Linked DNA regions of Homo sapiens: region 2 is linked to region 1. A link is an interaction called in ENCODE POLR2A ChIA-PET data of the cell type or tissue named here. Cell type or tissue: A673. All regions are shown on one strand.

What was found. ChIA-PET counts read pairs that join two places held together with the same protein. Peaks named below come from ENCODE experiments on the same cell type or tissue, not always from the same donor. Only the 100,000 strongest peaks of a DNase experiment are listed, where the experiment ranks them.
Region 2: POLR2A ChIA-PET joins it to region 1 with 17 read pairs; 3 of 35 experiments call an interaction of 5 or more read pairs at or near these places.

Annotation. Positions count from the first base shown.
Region 1 is chr6:31,537,531-31,540,030 of GRCh38, reverse strand. DDX39B (DExD-box helicase 39B) reads left to right here. Exons shown (of 11, transcript NM_004640.7): 3 at 757-884; 4 at 1,176-1,268. It overlaps ATP6V1G2-DDX39B (ATP6V1G2-DDX39B readthrough (NMD candidate)), which reads left to right. Exons shown (of 13, transcript NR_037853.1): 5 at 757-884; 6 at 1,176-1,268. Among named protein-coding and RNA genes, the nearest start is that of SNORD117, 2.3 kb to the right of the region's middle. In A673, no CTCF peak of the experiment used is centred here; no DNase peak of the experiment used is centred here; H3K4me3 peaks cover 1,227 bases; H3K27ac peaks cover 461 bases.
Region 2 is chr6:31,205,935-31,208,434 of GRCh38, reverse strand. No RefSeq gene overlaps it. Among named protein-coding and RNA genes, the nearest start is that of HCG27, 9.4 kb to the right of the region's middle. RefSeq lists an enhancer at 2,361-2,500. In A673, no CTCF peak of the experiment used is centred here; no DNase peak of the experiment used is centred here.

The DNA.
Region 1 (2,500 bases):
ACCACTGTGCACCAGCCGGGGCGACAGTGAGGAAGAAAAAATCAGGGGATAAGTATCAAAAACAATTTTGGATAGAGGAGGCTTATACAGGCTTATTCTTTCTTTCGTGATAGCACCAAAGTGCTAATGATCCAAAAGTGACTTCCAGGTCTGCCATTCATTCTTGTGACTGGCTTTTCTTGTCTGCTTATTTTTAATTTTGTCACTTGACTTCTAATTTTAAATTTCCAGAAAGGTCCTGCTTGGACCTGTAGTCTCCCTCTGTTGGGCCAGGCCAACTGTGGTCTCTGGAAACCTCTATGACTGGTTTAGAGATGACTGGCTTCTGGGTCAGGTACCAAGTCCTTCATTTTGTCCAGGGTTGTAGTAGTTACGTGACCCGAAGTATAGCAACCTAAGCAGGAGAAGTGGTCTGTGGCAGGTATTCAAATGTCATGAATTGTTACAGATTAAGAAAAATAAGGACAGAGCTAGGATCATTGAAGGTGAGCGGTTGGTAGATGCAAGGGGTTTGTTACTAGGACTGGGAAGGCCTAGATCTGGAGGAGGCTAAAGCTAGGAGGAATTAGGAGAGTCTGATTTTGAGGTGAATGTAATTGAGCAGAGAGAGGTAAAATGGGTCTGGAAGTTGGCAAGAACCAGGTAAATACTAGACTTTGAGAATTGAGTGGTAAGAAATGGGCTTGGCATGGTGAAAAAGGTAGAGTTATCTGGAGACTGAAGTCTAATTTATCTTCCTCCCCCCCCAACTTTTAGTCCAGCATGAGTGCATCCCTCAGGCCATTCTGGGAATGGATGTCCTGTGCCAGGCCAAGTCGGGCATGGGAAAGACAGCAGTGTTTGTCTTGGCCACACTGCAACAGCTGGAGCCAGTTACTGGGCAGGTATATTTGGGGAGAGTGCTGGGGAGGGGATTTTGGTTAGGACTATAAGGGAAGGGTGTTTTTGTCCTAGCTACATGATGCTTGCAGAGCCATGAGCACATGACCTCTGTTACCCTTGACAACCTGACAGCTGTGGGGGATGTTCTGTCGCAAGCGTGGGGTTCATGATTTAGATCACATAATTGAAGTCATTTATTATCGGCCCAGGTGTGTTTTTGTGACAGTCACTTCCCTAGAGGGGATAATGAAGAGCTACATTTACCATATGTCTCCGTCTACTTCCTGCCTAAGGTGTCTGTACTGGTGATGTGTCACACTCGGGAGTTGGCTTTTCAGATCAGCAAGGAATATGAGCGCTTCTCTAAATACATGCCCAATGTCAAGGTAAGCCAAGGTAAAGAGACCTGAGAGTGAGGGTGTGGCAAGTTGGAGGGATAAGAAACTTGTAGGCCAATAGTCTCTTTAATTTTGGAGAAGCTTTAGTTTGCTGTGGTGTAACAGAGTGTTGAGTTCCTATGTAACAGGAGGATTCGTAATTGGGCTATGGATGATGCTTAACACAAGACCACCCTTTTCTTACTACTTTATACTGACTTTGAATCATATCAGTTTAATAATTTTGGGGTATGTGGCAGAGAAAGCCGGAAACTTTAAAACAGCTCCAGTGGTGTGTGAATATTGAGGATTCTGGCCAAGTGCACAATGGCTTACACCTGTAATCTCAGCAGTTTGGGAGGCCAAGGCGTGTGGATTATTTGAGGTCAGGAGTTTAAGACCAATGTGGCCAACAGGATGAAACCCTCTCTCTACTAAAAATGCAAAAATTAGCCGTGCATGGTGGCACACACCTATAGTCCCACCTGCTTGGGAGGCTGAGGCAGGGGAATCGCTTGAACCCAGGAAGCAGAGGTTGTAGTGAGCTGGGATTGTGCCATTACACTCCAGCCTGGGTGGCAGAGTGAGACTCCCATCTCAAAAAAAAAGAAAAAATCTGATTGAAGTTAAGCATTTTTGGCAAGAATCCTTCATAGGTGATACTGTATCTCCTGTTATGCCACAAATCTGGTCGACTTATGTTAGTTATTTTATTTTATTTTTATTTATTTGTTTTGAGATGGAGTCTCGCTGTGTCCCTCAGGCTGTGAGTGTAGTGGCGCGATCTCAGCTCACTGCAACCTGCGCCTCCCACGTTCAAGCGATTCTCCCGCCTCAACCCCCCGAGTAGCTGGGACTACAGTGTGCCATCATGCCTGGCTAATTTTTGTTTTTTTTTAGTAGTGACAGGGTTTCGCCATGTTGGCCAGGCTGGTCTCGAACTCCTGACCTCAAGTGATCCACCCACCTCGGCCTCCCAAAGTGCTGGGATTACAGGAGTGAGCCACTGCACCTGGCCTCATTAATGATTTTAGATTTACCATAGGATTAGCGTCGTGACAGTCTGATTCCACAGTTGTTCTTTTCCCCCTTGAAACCAGAAAGTAGTTTCTGGTGTTATTTGATACTGTACCAAGGCCCAGATCCCCAAACAACTATTCACCTAATGGTTTTAACATGAAATGATAATATTTAGCCCGAAGCAGTAATTTCATGGGGTTTGTGTGAAAAGAGTTTGAGAT
Region 2 (2,500 bases), 330 kb after region 1:
TTGGGTTCCACTCAGGATGACCTGGAGGTGGGAGTTTTCGCATAGTGAGTGAAGGCCAAAAATTGGGACTATCTTTTGTCTCTCTTTTCTTCCCTTTGATCTCTATGTGCCTTTTCCACTCTGTCTTGGTAATTAAAGACACCAAAAGTTAGGTTTAGCAGTTCATTTATTGGGACTTGGGGATTTATGACTAGTTTTGTGACTTTTTCCTGATATCTGGGACAGACTGACTCATGAAGTAGGTCTCTAAGAGGATTTGGTTGTTTTTCTGTGTGTTACCTGAGAGAGGGAGATACAGATAGAGAGTGAGAGTAGGTTGCTTTTTGTTTTAGGGGGGCAATAGGATACTCTGCTATGAGTTGTCCCAGCAGGACTGGGCTCTTTAGGGAGTGTTTGGTGAACAAGCTGATAAGGACGGGGTGCAGAAGACTGTGTGTCAAGTGAGGAAGGACTACAGGAGTAGAAGCTTAAGAGGTTTGAAGAGTAACCCTGGACTAGATTGTAAGGGAGGAAAGTTGTTGGTAGGAGGTATTTTTCTTTCTTTTTTTTTTTTTTTTTTTTGAGACAGAGTCTCACTCATCACCCAGGCAGGAGTGCATTGGTATGATCTCAGCTCGCTGCAACCTCCGCCTCCTGGACTCAAGTGATTCTCCTGCCTCAGCCTCCTAAGTAGCTGGGATTACAGGCCTGCGCCACCACACCCGACTAATTTTTTTATTTTTAGTAGAGACAGGGTTTCACCATGTTGGCCAGGCTGGTCTCGAACTCCTAACCTCAAGTGATCCACCCACCTTGGCCTCCCAAAGGGCCACTGTTGCACCCAGCTGGTATATTTCTTATTATAGAGTCATTAATTATGTTAGATTTCCCCAAATTCTTTTTTGAGACAGAGTCTCGCTCTGTCACCCAGGATGGAGTGCAGTGGTGCGATCTCGGCTCACTGCAACCTCCGCCTCCCACGTTCAAGTGATTATCTTGCCTCAGCCTCCTGAGTAGCTGGGATTATAGGTGCAAGCCACCACGCCTGGCTAATGTTTGTATTTTTAGTAGAGATGGGGTTTCACCATGTTGGTCAGGCTGGTCTCGAACTCCTGACCTCATGATCCACCTGCCTCGGCCTCCCAAAGTGCTGGGATTACAGGCGTGAGCCACTGCGCCCGGCCTCCCAAATTCTTTTGAATAACATGAGCATAATAGATTTGGTATCAGTCTCTAAGGGACTGGTCTTAGTATAGAGCTGTCTGGTTAGTAGGGGGAATAATGTCAGGTTCCCCTGGGCCCTTGGAAAATCCCTGATCATCCTCTTTTTTTTTTTTTTTTTTTTTTTTTTTTTTGAGATGGCGTCTCTCTCTGTCACCCAGGCTAGAGTGCAGTGGCTGAATCTTGTCTCACTGCAACCTCTGCCTCCCAGGTTCCAGTGATTCTCCTGCCTCAGCCTCCCGAGTAGCTGGGACTACAGGCACGTGCCACCATGCCCAGCTAATTTTTGTATTTTTAGTAGAGACGGGGTTTCACCATATTGGCCAGGCTGGTCTCAAATTCCTGACCTCGTGATCTGCCCGCCTTGGCCTCCCAAAGTGCTGGGATTACAGGCATGAGCCACTGCACCCAAACTTCCTTTCTTTTTATTTAAAAACAGCAACAACAACAAAAACTCTAATTGTAAAACAGTATTGTTTGGGACTATGCAATGTTGAAAAGACCTAATCATGGAAATTTATTTATCTTTTTTTTCAGGTTAGTAATGGCCAACCTTATATGTGCCCTTAATGTTTTAATTTTGGCCTTAAAATAACAGCTTAGGACATGTAAGTAGCTATGTTCATTAGGCTTTCTAGGTCTCGTAAGGGGAATTTGGTAGAAAATATATTTCACCCAGCAATTAGTTTTCTTCCAGGGCTGGGCACTGTGGCTCACACCTGTAATCACAGCATTTTGGGAGGCTGAGGCAGGCAGATTGCCTGAGGTCAGGAGTTCCAGAGCAGTCTGGCCAATATGGTGAAACCCCATCTCTACTAAAAATACAAAAAAATTAGCCAGGCGTGGTGGCACACACCTGTAGTCCCAGCTACTCGGGAGGCTGAGGCAGGGGAATTGCTCGAACCAGGGAGGTGGAGGTTGCAGTGAGCTGAGATCGGGCCACTGCACTCCAGCCTGGGTGACAGAGTGAGATTTCATCTCAAAAAAAAAAAAAAAAAAAAGTTTTCTTCCGGTAAAGATAAAACTCTGCTCTCACCAAAGGCAGAGGAGCCCTGACACACAAAGCAGAAAGAAAGAAACTTTAGGACAATTTTTATCAGTCTTACGGGTTAGAGAGAAAAAGAAAGCAAATGAAAGTCTGTGAATACAGATGGATCAAAAAGGACAATAAATTTTCATGGAAGGACAGAATTCAAAAGGGGTGAAATGCAAAGAAGTGCAAACATAACAAGATGATTGTTAGTAGTAAGAAAAATGAAGATCTCCAGACATTGCAAATGAGGATTCCCAGACAGTGCAC